Linked DNA regions of Homo sapiens: region 2 is linked to region 1. Evidence: read pairs that join two places in POLR2A ChIA-PET (ENCODE). Cell type or tissue: Panc1. All regions are shown on one strand.

What was found. ChIA-PET counts read pairs that join two places held together with the same protein. Peaks named below come from ENCODE experiments on the same cell type or tissue, not always from the same donor. Only the 100,000 strongest peaks of a DNase experiment are listed, where the experiment ranks them.
Region 2: POLR2A ChIA-PET joins it to region 1 with 10 read pairs; 25 of 35 experiments call an interaction of 5 or more read pairs at or near these places.

Annotation. Positions count from the first base shown.
Region 1 is chr6:35,341,566-35,349,565 of GRCh38, reverse strand. PPARD (peroxisome proliferator activated receptor delta) reads right to left here and starts at 7,008. Exons shown (of 8, transcript NM_006238.5): 1 at 6,885-7,008; 2 at 2,416-2,499. RefSeq lists an enhancer at 643-892 and silencers at 6,547-6,596, 6,627-6,766, 6,947-7,156. In Panc1, a CTCF peak has its summit at 7,166 (motif pointing left); a DNase peak (open chromatin) is centred at 7,065; H3K4me3 peaks cover 1,523 bases; H3K27ac peaks cover 1,190 bases.
Region 2 is chr6:35,459,770-35,467,769 of GRCh38, reverse strand. It overlaps FANCE (FA complementation group E), which reads right to left. Exons shown (of 10, transcript NM_021922.3): 8 at 7,152-7,218; 9 at 4,856-4,981; 10 at 668-1,526. The coding sequence ends at 1,425. Among named protein-coding and RNA genes, the nearest start is that of RPL10A, 4.6 kb to the left of the region's middle. In Panc1, no CTCF peak of the experiment used is centred here; no DNase peak of the experiment used is centred here; H3K4me3 peaks cover 178 bases; H3K27ac peaks cover 291 bases.

The sequences.
Region 1 (8,000 bases):
TGACTGCATGCAGCCCAGGAGAGCTCTGAATGCATCCCAACGCAAATACGTAAACTTTATTAAAACATGAGATTCTTTTGCCATTTTTATTTTTAGCTCATCACTATTGTTAGTGTTAGTGTATTTTATGTATAGCCCAAGATAATAATTCTTCTTCCAATGTGGCCCAGGGATGCCAAAAGATTGGACACACCCCTGGTCCTAGGTGATATAGCAGTACCCAATCAAGAAAGAAAGAAGAGGCCGGGCGCGGTGGCTCACGCCTGTAATCCCAGCACTTTGGGAGGCCGAGGCCGGTGGATCACGAGGTCAGGAGATCGAGACCATCTTGGCTAACACGGTGAAACCCCGTCTCTACTAAAAATACAAAAAATTAGCCGGGCGTGGTGGCGGGCGCCTGTAGTCCCAGCTACTCAGGAGGCTTAGGCAGGAGAATGGTGTGAACCCAGGAGGCAGAGCTTGCAGTGAGCCTAGATCGCGCCACTGCACTCCAGCCTGGGTGACAGAGCGAGACTCCGTCTCAAAAAAAAAAAAAAAAAGAAAGGAGAAGAGAAGTTCCTACCTGCGACTGGGAGCTCAAGGCTCAGGGATGAACTGGACAACTGACCCCTGGAAATGCACGTACAATTGCTGCCACTGGGCCTGGCTGCTGCTAAAGCAAATGGCAAAGCAAATCAGTTCAACTCAGTAGCTCTCCCCGCTCAGGAGGTACTTTGACCTCTTCCCTCTTGGGGAACCTCAGAAGTCTCTGAAACTCCCCCCTTCTTCCTCCCTCACATTCCCTTCAGAGGAAAGCACTTGGTATGGGTTTGAAAGCAGGAGGGCCCCCCACCCAGGACCTTCCTGAAAGATCTACAAACAACCTGACCCCCACAGACAGAGAGACACAGGGACTCACCACCCTGTCTGACAACAGGAAAACCTGCAGGGTGTTAAAGGCAGAGAAGGGGAAGTGAAGCCCACAAACAGCTACTGGAACCACTGAACTTCAGAGATTAAAACAAATCAGGCAGGAGGCCCACGTTTCCCCGGCCCCCAGCAGGGACCCACAACAACCCAGCCTTCCAAATAGGACAATGAACATTGTATTCCCTGGAGCTCCACTTCTGAGAGTTTATAAAACCTGCCAGGCATCCTGAGAACATGGAAACAGCAATGGGAACCCAGAGCATTGTTCAGACTCTTGGTGAGAACCTCCTACCCCTGCAGAGATGGAAGAAACAATTCTGTGTGTTATGGCCAGCTCTCATATATACCAGCAAACCACAGACCCATGAGGCAGAGATTGGATCTGTTTTTTACTATTATCATTTCCCAAGTGCCTGGCACATAGTTGGCACTTAAAAATATTTGTTCCCGGCTGGGCACAGTGGCTCACATCTGTAATCCCAGCACTCTGGGAGGCTGAGGCGGGTAGATCATCTGACATCAGGAGTTTGAGACCAGTCTGGCTAACATGGTGAAACCCCGTCTCTACTAAAAATACAAAATTTAGCCAGATGTGGTGGCGCATGCCTGTAATCTCAGCTACTCAGGAGGCTGAGGTAGGAGAATCGCTTGAACCTAAGAGGCGGAGGTTGCAGTGAGCCGAGATCACGGCATTGCACTCCAGCCTGGACAACAAGAGCGAAACTCCATCTCAAAAAAAAAAAAAAAAGGCCAGGTGCGGTGGCTCACGCCTGTAATCCCAGCACTTTGGGAGGCTGAGGCGGGCGGATCACCTGAGGTCAGGAGTTCCAGACCAGCCTGGCCAACATGGTGAAACCCCATCTCTACTAAAAATACAAAAATTAGCCGGGCGTGGTGGCAGGTGCCTATAATCCCAGCTACTTGGGAGGCTGAGACAGGAGAAGCACTTGAACCCAGGAGAAGGAGGTGGCAGTGAGCCAAGATCACGCCATTGCACTCCAGTCTGGGGGACAAGAGCAAGACTTCGTCTCAAAAACAAACAAACAAACAAAATATATATATATATATATATTTGCCCCCTAATAAGAGAGAATGATGGACACCATCTTTGTGGCCTGGCACCCTAGGTACCCATATAGGCAAAGACGAAAGTTCGTTCATTTACTCATTCAACAAAAATTTATTCATTATCTCCTCTGTGCCAGGCACTATCCTAGACACAACAGGCAGCAAAACAACTCCCTGCCCTGTGGAGTTTATCTTTTAATGGGCGCAAAGGTGGGAATCTCCATGCTCCTGAAAAAACTATGTAAGCCATAGACTTTCAATAATTACTTAATAAATGCCTATACTATGCATAAGCAACTGGTACCAGATGCTGTGACAGGAACCTGGAATCTGGGAATAAGCCCTAGTGAAATTATTTCATCTTCAAGGTCAGGATCTTAAATCTGGATCCTGTGTCAGTGGTGGTCAGAGACCCCTGAGTAAAGAAAATGGGATTACCTCGTTGGTGCATCTGTCTTCATCTGTTGGTGAGCAGAAGCCACTGTGTGAGTATCACGTGCATGCCCAAAACACTGTACAACACTGCAGGATAGAAAAAACCCCAACAGCTTTAGCTGACAGGTGCCAGGGGCCCTCAAAGCAACTCTAATAAGTTATACCCACCGTAACTCAAAGAGTGTTCCTAAGGTAATCTGGCTCCTCGTCGGTCCCTTACACACCACCCTGAGATGTGATTCTGAGCCTGAGTCAGCAAATATTTCCCCAATCCTGGAAGGAGTCTGCTCACTCCCAAGTAAGCAGACACTGGCTTTGCTGATTTTATCAGGTCGGCGCAGAAGGCGCAGGCAAGGTAAGAAGGGAGCTGGGTAGAAGCTCATAAATGAAGATGTCCTGAGTCATAGTTGATGCCTTCACCAAAGCCCCTGCAGAATGAACTGGAGTCACATGCCAATCACCAGCCTGCTGAGTTATGAAGGCTAGGAGCCATCTGCCAAGGAAGAAGACCCATATGTCTGAAACCTGATGCAAGGGGCCATGTTCTCCCTGCCAGGCTCAAGGCAAGCTCCAAGGGCTCCTCTGACACCCTGGAATCCAGCTGTTGCAAGCAGCTCCTCACCCTGGCTCCAACGGCAGAGAAAAATGTGCATGGACACCAAACCATCTCCAAGAAGCAGCCATTAGGTAATCTGGGACATGGCATTGACAATGGCACCGGGCACAGGGCTTCTGACATCATATAAGCAAGGGCCTGGCAGAACGGACAAAGCCCACAGAGACCTGGGTAGGGAGGAAGAGAATGTTTCCAGTGTGGGCAATGCTGAGCAGTAAAGCTGTGTCCTGCAATTTCCAAGCCCTTCAGAGGCACTGGAGCAAGGCACCACTGTTCAGCTTCCCAGCCTGCAGAGAGCACTCAGGGAGGTGGGCCTCAGGGACAGGATATAGCTGAAGCCCTTAGAAGTGACAGGTCCAGGCTGGTTGTGGTGGCTCACGCCTGTAATCCCAGCACTTTGGGAGGCTGAGGCGGGCAGATCACGAGGTCAGGAAATCGAGACCATCTCGACTAACACGGTGAAACCCTGTCTCTACTAAAACTACAAAAAAAAATGAGCCAGGCGTGGTGGCGGGCGCCTGTAGTCCCAGCTACTCAGGAGGCTGAGGCAGAAGAATGGCGTGAACCTGGGAGATGGAGCTTGCAGTGAGCCAAGATCGCACCACTGCACTCCAGCCTGGGCGACAGAGCGAGACTCCATCTCAAAAAAAAAAAAAAAAAAAACGAAAAAAAAGTGACAGGTCCAACTCCTGAGAGAGAGGAGCTGCACTATCCCAGGATGTGCCAGAATCTGCAGGCCCTGAAGACAGCTTGCACAACAGTCAGGACAGCTGTAGGCCCAAAGCAGAGGCCTAATGGCTTCCCAGGCTAGTGCTCTACACTGTCTATCCTCTTACCAGGCCCTAAGGGAAGGCGTCTAAGGGACCACAGGTCGGGTTGAAAGGCTGAGTAGGAGCAATTCTTCCTGAATGGGTTAAGGCATATATCACACAAGAAGGCCATGGTGAAGAGGCAAGGAGAAAGGCACCTGAACGAGCAGTCAGTGTAATCTCAGTGCTCTGAGAGGCCAAGGTGAGGAGGACTGCTTGAGGCCAGGAGTTCGAGACATTGTGAGAGCCTGTCTTTACAAAAAAATTGTTTTTTAATTAGCTGAGTGTGGTGGTGTGCACCTGTAGTCCCCGCTACTCTGGAGGCTGAAGCAGGAAGATCCCTTGAGCCCAGGAGTTCGAGGTTACAGTGCACTATGATAGCACCACTGCACTCCAGCCTGGGCAATAGAACAAAACCTTGTGTCAGAAAAGAAAGAAGGAAAGAAAATCCAGACCCAGACTCTGCAAAAATCACTGAATGGGGAAGGAATTTGGTAATTGACAATCATGACTACCTTCTCAGAAAATGAGAGTGGACAAACTGCAAGAAGCTATCCATCTAGGGCTGCTGGTGCCCAAGCTGCTCCACAAGGACTGGCCTTGACCTGTTCTCAAATCTCTCACCTGCCACCACAGCAGAGAGCACTACTAAGGGGTAAGCACGGCCAGAAGTAACAAACTGCTCAAAAGAGTAAGGAGGAGTCCTTGAAAGCCAGAGACTAGACTAAAAATCTGTCCAACACTTGACCTCTACCTCTTTAGAATGATCCACTAAAACCCTGGAGAGATGCTATTCACAGGAACAAGGAAAACCCTCTGGTCCAGTCTACCCAAATCTTTGCAAGTGCTGCAAAGGGGGTCTGGGGGTCAGTGGAGAAGGGACTGGCTCAACAACAGGCCATCCACAATCCTATTGCTTTCACAGAAAACAGTGTACAAGAGGATTACAAAACTTTAAAGTCTGGTCAAGCTGGTTCCTTTGGCTCTCCACCGCAGCTCCTAAAGGTTGCCAACTCCCATGTCCAATCTGGCTCAAAGACAGCACAATCATCAAAAGAGGAGCCCCTAGAAACCTGGGGCCAGGTGAAACAATGAGCCTTCATTTCTAAACATGAGAGTGGGTCACGCTTTCAGAATCCTCCAAGATCAGACTGGGTAGAAACAAAGGATATGTTATTTCTTGAATACTTCTTTAGAGAACCAACGCCAAATAAAGGAGCTCAAACTGAAGGATATGACGAGAATCTTCTGCTTGGTAAGGTTAAACATCCAGACACACATGGAAGGTGGTGGGCTCTCAAGCCCCAGAGAAGATGATCTATGTGACTGGAAGCAGATGTGTCTGCTCAAGTTCCTGACAAGGTCTAACTACTGCAGCCCCACAGCCCACCAGGGTAGTTATCAATCTGATACCTCATACTATGCCTGGGCAAAGGGAACAGAGCTCTGGGATTGCCGTTCCTCCTGGATACAGAGGAAATTAAGCTCCCAGGGAAAAAGAGGGACAATTTGGATTCCCTAGATTCAGAAAAGAACAAAGAAAAAAGAGGGAGAAGAGACTCCAAGAGAACATGTTCAGTGACCAACATCAGAGGCACATTCAGTTGGCCAAAGATTGTCAAAGAGATATGAGAGAAAATCAGCAGCTGTTTCAAGCCACCAATAATAAAAGGGGACAGATGCCCGCCAGCCCCAGGGCTATCAGGCCAGCAATCTATTTCAAAACTCAAACGGGAAAAAAAAAAGTTCTGGAGCCAGTACACAGAAAAAAGGTTGAGGACCACAAGTATTTTCTGGAGCACAGCTTCTGGAGAATTCTCTTAGTCCTTTCGGATGGAGCACAGGGTGGAGGGTGGGAGTGAGGGCAGAGAGAGGCTGGGGTATCATGGTATAAGTGTATTCCACACATCCAGAGTGGAAAGACACAAAACCCCGGTTCCTGGAAGGGGAAAAGAATTGGACAAAGCCTCCGGCTACCCGTGGCACACATCCAGCTCAGCGCCGTCTCCCCCAAGGGTTCCTGGAAGTCAACAGCCCCATAAAGGGGAAGTATTAAAGCTGAGATAAGAAGAATGGCCTACAAATTGGACATCATCTCTGATGCAACACCCACGTACATTCTCCCACACAATCTGTTATTTCCTTTAGTCAATCAGCCTCTTAATTCGATCAAGGTCTGAACACCTCCACCCCCACCCCATGGTTATGTCAACTGCAGGTCAAGTGAAAGTAGAGTAGAGTGTGGAGCTAAGGCTTCTCCCTGAAGCAGGGGAAAGGAACAGGGAGAGAAAAGGAGGTGGGCGACAGGAATGTAGGGGACAGAATTGATACGAAGGAAATCGGAAAAAGGAGCAAAAACAGGGCCTCTCAGGGAACCAAGGTGAGAGTCTTAGGGAGACAGGGACTGCAGGCACGGAGTTGGAAAAAGCCTAGGAACACCCTGGGGAAGAGGATGGGGACCCATAATACTAGGAGGGATCAGACCACAGATAAGAAGGGGACAGGGATGGGGAGAGAGAGTAAAGCCTGAGAGAGCAAGGATGGGAGGATGAAGGCAGGAGACAAGGATAACGAGGGGGACAGAGGAAAAGATCCCAGAGAAGACTCTCGCTAGATAGGGCAGTGGATTCAGGAACACCAGAAACGGGTGAAGGAAGAGGTCAGAGGCAGGGGAGGGGAATGGGAGAGGCCCCCGGGCCTGAGACGGGGTTCTCACAAGTGGGAGAAGACGAAGCCACCAGGCCCAAGAGGGGGCAAAGAGTAGGGTGGAAGGAGGCCCGTATTTCGGACTCACTCAAGCAGCTATGGGGGTCCAAGGGCGGGGGGGCGCAGGGTCAGCGGGGCGCCTACATGGCAACGCACGACGGCTGACCGGAGCGGGCCGGAGCATCAGGAAGCCGCCGTGACGCTGTCCGCGGACCCCGGCAGCTCCCCGCACCCCGTTCCCCGCCGCCGGGCCTTGCGCCCCAGTCCCGCTGGCCGCCTCGGCCCAGGCCCGGCGCTTCCCTCCGCCACTTGCCTGACCGCTTCTCTCGTCTCGGACTGACCTGTCCCGGCTGCCTACGGCGCCACCGCCGCCGTCCCGCAGGCTCCGCAGAATTCTCCCGCTCCTGCCAAAACTTTTCCCATTAATCCCCAGGTCCGCGGCGGCCGCAGCGTCACACGCTCCGCGGCCCGGCCCCGCCCCCGCCAGCGAGACGTCACCGCGCTGCTCGGCCTTTCCCTCCCCACGCCCCCTTCCGCCCGGCGGCGGCCAATCACCACGCCTCCTGGAGACTCCCCTAATTCTGCCTCTCCGCCCACCGCACGCTGCCCCGGGCCAGCCTGTGGCGCCCTCTGGTGCGGGATGCGGACGTAGCAGCTAAGGGAGGAGCAGGGGAGCGCCAGGTCCAGTAGAACAAGTCCAGCAAGTGACACAAGAGGGAATTTAAAGCTGGAAGGGAATTTCTAGGTCATCTAGTGCAACCTCCTCATCTTCCAGTGAAGAAACTTAGTCCTAGAAAAGGTACGTGACTTGCAGTGACAAGTCTGGAGAGACTCTTAACCCAGTGCTAGGTCCACTGGAGGAGATCATATCGCCTATAATTTTCAAAAAAGGGCTTTCCGCCTTCAAGAGGCTTCTACAACTGGAAATTTACGGTCTTAGAGTTCTTAACCTTTCTTCCCATGTGCTTATGCAATACGCTTATTCACCTAAAATAGGGGACATCCTCCTTATTGTTGTAGAAAATTCTGTTCTTATTAATCCACATCTTTAAGACCTGGAAGGGACCTATTATCCCAACCTACCGCTTAAGATGTACCACAGGAAACTACCTAGCAGCTGGGAGGCAATCTGGTGGAAGAAGTTGGCTTTCATCTGACGATGAACAAAGCTTGACTCTCAGGTATATGACCAATGCCTCCCCTCCATCATCATTAAAGATGACCCCTCCCCTCTCCTTCGGCCACACCTTCCGTAGGCCGCAAGCTCCTTAGGCCACACCTAGCTATCTGGATGAGTGATTTTTTTTTTTTTTTTTTTTTTTGAGACACAGTTTCACTCTGTCGCCCCTGCTGGAGTGCAGTTGCGCAATCTCAGCCCGCTGCAACCTCCGCCTCCCGGGTTCAAGCGATTATCCTGCCTCAACCTCCCAAGTAGCTGGGATTACAGGCATGCGCCA
Region 2 (8,000 bases), 120 kb before region 1:
AGCACTGCACACCCATAAGGTGTCTTCTCTGCTCTTTCCTCTGTCCAATGGGTCTCATCCTCTTAGCCACAGTAACCCCCAGAGCCCTTCAGATCTCTCCTCGGATTCATCTGCCCAAAACCCTTCCCGAACTCCAGACTGAGTCACTCCCACCTTTAAGATGCCCATTCTCACCTACCCCCCTGCCTGGTGGGGGCAGCTCCTATAGGATGGGGTGGGTGGTATTACACATTATTTGGCCCTCAGAGGGTGAATAAGATACCCTACACCCTTCCCCTCACCAGGAAAAAGATGTTCCTTGTCATTGAGCAGGGAAGTGGAGGGGGTGCGGATGGGCTCAATACCCAGAATTCATGGGAAGGAAGGTACTGCTTCTAATAAGACATTGGCCAGGCGTGGTGGCTCACGCCTGTAATCCCAGCACTTTGGGAGGCAGGCGGATCACCTGAGGTCAGGAGTTTGAGACCAGCCTCGTCTCTACTAAAAATACAAAAATGAGCGGGTCATGGTGGCATGCGCCTGTAATCCCAGCTACTCAAGAGGCTGAGGCAGGAGAATCGCTTGAACTGGGGAGGCAGAGGTTGCAGTGAGCCGAGATCATGCCATTGCATTCCAGCCTGGGCGACAGTGCGAGACTCAGACTCGAAAAAAAAAAAAGAAAAAGACATTATTGAACTTGCTTTTATTCAACACCATTGATAAATTATTCAAGTCAGAAACAAAAACACAGAAGGTCATAATATACATGAGCACAAGAGCTTCATCTGAGCCCACTGGTACCCCAGACCTCCTGGAGCATCCCATGCCCACTCTGGGTCGGCTTGATCCTACTGAGCCCTATCGGAAAGTTTGTCCCTGCAGCCTGAGAATTGATGAGGAGTGTGCCTGGGGCCAGCAGCCTTTGGAAATATAGCTCTGGCCTGGTGTGGTGGCTCACACCTGTAAATCTCAACACTTTGGGTGCCAAGGCAGGAAGATCACTTGAGCTCAGGAGTTCAAGACCAGCCCTGACCAGCATATTATCTACAAAATAAAAAATTAGCTGGGCATAGTGTCATGTGCATGTAGTCCCAGCTACTTGGGAGGCTGACATGGGAGGATCGAGCCTGGGAGGCAGAGGTTACAGTGAGCCATGATCAATCGCATCACTGCACTCCAGCCTGGATGACAGAGCAATACCTTCTCTCAAAAACAAAAGAAATGAAAAAGAAAATATAGCTGAGCTCCCTTAGCCCAGGAGCCTCCCTGCTGGCTGGGAAGCCAATATTCCCTATGCAGCCTGTAACAGGGAGGCAGTTGCAATCTGGGATGGCCAGGCTCAGCCTTTATCCTCAGGCTAGGGCTCAAGACAAGGTGGTGAAGAAAGAAATGCCCTTCAGGAAGCTGGTGATGGAGCACCAAGAGGGTGGTCCCTTGGTGGATGGTCAGGGGCCCAAATGTTTCAAGGCGGCCTTCAGGGACTTCCTCAGGAAGGTGGTGTTAGGTTCTAGGGCCATAGCCAGGCCCAGCCTCTGGGTCTCAGTGATCTGGGGAGAAGGAAAAATCATGTCAGGACTCCAGCAACTGATCCCTCCCGTCTCCCGACTACCCCAGGGGCTCTATTGAGGAGAGAGGAGGCCAGGAGGATGGAAAGAGGAGGAGACTCCTGAGCAATCTAATCTCATTATTTCACCATGGTTAACGAGGTAGACCTGGAGCCAAATACTAGCTGCACAATTTACTAAGCCGGCCACATTAGTAACAGTTGACAATCATTGTGTGTTTACTATGTGGCAGCACTTTATATGCATCAATCCATATACAAACATACATATACATCATATATATGCATTGCTGTATATAATCCTCAAGACCCTCCCATTTTACAGAGGAGAAAACTGAGGTTCACAGACACTCTACTGTGACAGCTACCTTCCTTTTGGATCACACTTTCTCTTTCTGCCCTGTTGCTACAACCTCCTGACAGGTCTCAGGCCCTGTATCTTCACCCTCCAATCCCACTCCTCACAGAAGCCAGATGCTTCTTAATAGTACAGATCTGATGAAGTTACTCCCAGGTTGAAGGCCCTTGAATGACTCCTGATGCCTCACATTGGAGGTCCTTCTGCCTAGATCTCCAGAGGATTCAGGAGCTCCCCTGAAACTGTGCAACAGAAGCATGTTCATACTTCCATCTTTCTGGGAGGGTCTACATCAAATCATCAAATGGGCCTGTAACACCCCCGACATAAGGGTACAAAGGCAATAGCCCAGAATACCTGACTTTCAAGATAAAGTTAAAAATAAAGCTCCTGGCTGGGCACCATGGTTCATGCCTGTAATCCCAGCACTTTGGGAGGCCGAGGCAGGTGGATCATGTGAGGTCAGGCATTGGAGACCAGCCTGGCCAACATATTGTGAAACCCCATCTCTACTAAAAAATACAAAAACTAGCTGGGCGTGGTGGCGCACACCTGTATTCCCAGCTACTTGGGAAGCTGAGGCAGGGGAATCACTTGAACCCAGGAGGCGGAGGTTGCAGTGAGCCAAGATCGCGCCACTGCACTCCAGCCTGGGCAACAGACCAAGACTCTGTCTCTCAAAACATACATACATACATACATATATACAGCTCCTCACCATGACGTACAGAAAAAATGCTACTAGTCCTGGCAGTGTGACCTTGGGCAAGTTACTTTAACCTGTGTGAGTCTCAATTTTCTGATCTATGAAACGGAATAATAAGAATATCTCTCAGGCCAGGCGCGGTGGCTCACACCTGTAATCCCAGCACTTTGGGAGGCTGAGGAGGGTGGATCACAAGGTCAGGAGATCGAGACCATCCTGGCTAACACAGTGAAACCCCGTCTCTACTAAAAATACAAAAAAAATTAGCCATGCGTGCTGGCAGGCGCCTGTAGTCCCAGCTACTCGGGAGGCTGAGGCAGGAGAATGGCGTGAACCCAGGAGGCGGAGCTTGCAGTGAGCCGAGATCGCAGCACTGCACTCCAGCCTGGGCGACAGAGCGAGACTCCATCTCAAAAAAAAAAAAAAAAAAAAAAGAATATCTCTCACAGGGCTGACACATGGAATAAACTAGCAAGTTCATATATGTAAAGGGCTTAGAGCCACGCCTGAGGCTGGGTGTGGTGGCTCAAGCCTGTAATCCCAGCACTTTGGGAGGCCAAGATGGGAGGATTGCTTGAGCCTAGGAGTTTGAGGCCAGCCTGGGCAACATAAGAAGACCCTGTCTCGGCCGGGCACGGTGGCTCACACCTGTAATCCCAGCACTTTGGGAGGCCAAGGCGGACAGATCACAAGGTCAGGAGATCGAGACCATCCTGGCTAACAGGGTGAAACCCCATCTCTACTAAAAATACAAAAAATTAGCCGGGCATGGTGGCGCGCGCCTGTAGTCCCAGCTACTCAGGAGGCTGAGGCAGGAGAATGGCGTGAACCCGGGAGGCGGAGCTTGCAGTGAGCCGAGATGCGCCACTGCACTCTAGCCTGGGCAACAGAGTGAGACTCTGTCTCAAAAAAAAAAAAAAAAAAAAAAGAAGACCCTGTCTCTATTTTTGAAAAATTAAATTTAATAAAAGAACCATGACTGAGACATGGCAGGTACTGTAGAAATAATAGCTCTTAGTACTTTAGCTCTCTAATCTTATCCCCCACCACCATCCATTCTCACATTTTTAGGCTCCATCCACAATGAACTACTTGCAGATCCCCTCAGACACTCACTGCTCACACTGTATCTTTTTCCTGAAATGCCCTTCCTCTCATCTCTGGCTCTTGACTACCATTCACCTTTTAAGAGTCAGGAAGTCTGGGCACGACAGCTCACGCCTGTAATCCCAGCACTTTTGGAGGCCGAGGCGGGCTGATCACAAGGTCAGGAGTTCAAGACCAGCCTGGCCAACATAGTGAAACCCCGTCTCTACTAAAAATACAAAATATACAAAAAATTAGCCAGGCGTGGTGGCAGGTAATCCCAGCTACTCGGGAGGCTGAGGCAGGAGAATCGCTTGAACCTAGGAGGCAGAGGTTGCAGTGAGCCGAGATCATGCCATTGCATTCCAGCCTGGGCAACAGTGCGAGACTCCGACTCAAAAAAAAAAAAAAAAGTCAGGAAGCCCGTCCCAATTCCCAACCACAAACAAAGCTCACTTGCTCCTCTTCTTTTGCCACCAAATGCCCTTTGCACACCTCTCACCTGGCTCCTACCAGATCTTACTTCTAATATCTGTTATCTGTTTATTTTATTTCTCCCCTCTCACTAGCCTGGGGTTAGGTGACGGGGTCAACTCAAGGGCAGGGATTGCATTATGGTCGCTGTTGATTTCCCAGTGCCCCACACAGCATCTGGCCTAAAGAAGTGTTGGCTGGATGAATGAACTCCTAAGCAGTCTCATTCCCCAGTCCTGGGCTTGAACTTGTTGTTTCTCTGGCTAGCACTCAGGGTTTGTTTTTTGTTTTTGTTTTTGTTTTTGAGATGGAGTCTCACTATGCTGCCCAGGCTAGAATGCAGTAGCATGATCTCAGCTCACTGCAACCTCCACCTCCCAGCTTCAAGCAATTCTCCTGCCTCAGCCTCCCTTGTAACTAGGATTATAGGCGTGCACCACCACACCTAGTTAATTTTTGTATTTTTAGTAGAGATGAGGTTTTACCATGTTGGCCAGGCTGGTCTTGAACTCCTGACCTCATGATCCGCCTGCCTCGGCCTCCCAAAGTGCTGAGATTACAGGCGTGAGCCACCGTGCCTGGCCAGCACTCAGGGTTTTATCCCTGACATACATATTCATACACCCTTGTGGCAGGCCCAGGGCAGCCCTGCCAGCAGGACCAGCCCCAAGGCCCTATCAATACTCACGTTAGCCTGATACTTGGTCATCACTGTCAGCATGAGCTTGGCATAGGCCATGGAGGTGGTGGCTGCCAGCCCCTTTTTACAGAGCTTCTCCATTAAGACACTGAACTTCTCAGGGGTCATCTCCACCTGCACACATTGGGAGATGGAGCAGTAATCACAAGAAAGGCTTGGGCTCTTCATTCAGCCAGTCCTGGATTCAATTCCCAACTCCACCACTTCCTAGCTAGGTGACCCTGGGCAGGTAACTTAACCAACCTAAACCTCCATTTCCATATCTATAAAATGAGGCTCAGGATATCTAACGGAAGACTGTGAAAAGGATTAAATGAGATAATGCACATAAGACACACAGGTCTCAGAAAATGGTGGCTACCATTGCAAAGGCTCAGATTAGGACCAAGGGGAAGCCAAGGATCCCTCATCTGGTTCAGTGGTTAAAGATATAAAGGACCCAGGGCCCAAGAGACACTGCCACCTTAATCACCTGTCTCTTTATAATAATAATTTATGCTAGGCACGGTGGCTCATGCCTGTAATCCCAGCACTTTGAGAGGCCAAGGCGGGTGGATCGCCTGAGGTCAGGAGTTCCAGACCAGCCTGGCCAACATGGTGAAATCCGTCTCTATTAAAAATACAAAAATTAGCCGGGCGTGGTGGTGCGTGCCTGTAATCCCAGCTACTCAGGGGGCTGAGGCTGGAGAATCACTTGAACCCAGGAGGTAGAGGTTGCAGTGAGCCGAGATTATGCCACTGCACTCCAGCCTGGGTGATAGAGTGAGACTCCGTCTCAAAAAAAATAATAATTATTATTATTATTTAATAAACACTGTGCATCAGGTACCATTCTGACTACTTTACACCAATTATCTCATTTAAACCTCACTCCAGTCTTATATGGTAGGTGCTATTAATATTATATCTCCCCTTTTGTAGATGAGGAAACCACAGGCATAAAGAAGTTAGGTCAGGGCTGGGCACGGTGGCTCACGCCTGTAATCCCAGCACTTTGGAAGGCCGAGGCCGGTGGATCACGAGGTCAGGAGATAGAGACCATCCTGGCTAACATGGTGAAACCCCATCTCTACTAAAAATACAAAAGATTAGCCGGGTGTGGTGGTGGGCGCCTGTAGTCCCAGCTACTCGGGAGGCTGAGGCAGGAGAATGGCGTGAACCCGGGAGGCAGAGCTTGCAGTGAGCTGAGATCGCACCACTGCACTCCAGCCTGGGCAACAGAGCGAGACTCCATCTCAAAAAAAAAAAAAAAGAAGTTAGGTCAGTTATCTAAGATATAAACAAATGAGGCAGAATTTCAGGTACTGATATGAAAAAAATCACCAAAATATACTGTGAAGTAAAAAAAGCAACCTACAGGGCACTGAGTTTGGTGTGTTGCAATTTCCAAAAAAGTAGGAGGGAAAGTAAGAGTAGACATGTTTCCACATATAGATGGTATCTCTGGAGGGGGGCGGATTCCCCTGAAACTGGTAATACTGGTTAGCCCTAAGGAGGGAAATCTGGATGGTTAGGGAAGAGAAGTAAGGGGAATATTTTTCACTGTATCCTTTTGAGCTTTTAAAATTGTGAACATATGGGCTGGGCGTGGTGGCTCACGCTTTTAATCCCAGCCCTTTGGGAGGTCAAGGAGGGCAGATCACTTGAGCCCAGAAGTTCTGGCCTCAAGTCATGGTGAAACCCTGTCTCTACTAAAAATACAAAAATTAGCCGGTGTGGTGGCGCACGCCTGTAATCCCAGTTACTTGGGTGGCTGAGGCCACAGGAGTTCTGGCCTCAGGTCATGGCAAAACCCTATCTCTACTAAAAATACAAAAATTAGCCAGCGTGGTGGCGCACGCCTGTAATCCCAGTTATTTGGGTGGCTGAGGCACAAGAATTGCTTGAACCCAGTAGGCAGAGGTTGCAGTGAGCCAAGATTGTGCCACTGCACTTCGGCCTGGGCAACAAAGCCAGACTCTATCTAAAAAAAAAAAAAAATTTGTGAACATATGAATCTATTACCTATTCAAAAATAAAATTAAATTCACACACACACATCAAAAATCCCACCCCCAAGGCCCCCCCAGCTGGTAAGAGGTGGAGCTGAAGTGACCATGTGCTCAGCTCTCTGCTACCAGCTTTGCATGGCCCAGGGCTCTCCCACTGTCTCAGGCAGCTGCTGTAGGGCAGCTGTCCTGCTTGACCCTCCATGCACTGAAGGACTCAGAAACCCAGGAACCCCGTGTGCTTCCAAGGACTGCAGCACTTCTTTGTCCACTCTTCCCCAGGGCAGCCTGCTCACCTGCCGCTCTAGGAGTGACTGCAACACCAAGAAAGTTTCCTCCTTCCAGGGCAGCTCCAAGATCTGTCTGCAAAGCAGAGGCCCTAGTGAAAAATGCCTGGCCTCCCACCCAAGCCTGAGTATCTATCTGCTGCTCCAACTCCCACAGCAGGGCAAGGCCCTGGGGACAGCCAAGATCCCCAGCCAACAAAGGGGTAGTCAGGGGTGGGGCACAGTGGCTCACACCTGTAATCCCAGCACTTTGGGAGGCCGAGGCAGGTGGATCACCTGAGGTCAGAAGTTCAAGACCAGCCTGGCCAACATGGTGAAATCCCGTCTCTACTAAAAATACATAAAATTAACCAGGCTTGGTGGTGGGTCCTGTAATCCCAACTACTCAGGAGGCCGAGACAGGAGAATTGCGTGAACCTGGGAGGCAGAGGCTGCAGTGAGCCAAGACTGTGCCAATGCACTCCAGCCTGGGCAACAGGGCAAGACTCCGTCCCCACCCCCCACCCCCCGCCAAAAAAAAATGGGTAGTCAGAGCCTTCTTGATGCTGGCACCAGCCCCAGCAGCCACTGTTGCAGAGCTCATACAACTGCCAGGGAGGTCACAACCTCAAGAGCCCCAGGAGCTGACAACAAAGTATTTGGTAGTGAGACACAAGGATCCCCTAAAAAATAACTAGGAGTAGAAAGTGCATCGTGAGAACAAAAGGCAAAGAGGACTCATAAAGGAGAAAGAGGATGGAGTGAGATGATACACATAAGGCTTCCTAGAGAAGGTAAGCCTTCCCTGCAGGGCCCAACACATGTGATGTCACTCTAGCCTGGGGGAACAGGTGGCAGTGGGGACAGCACGGAGGCCTG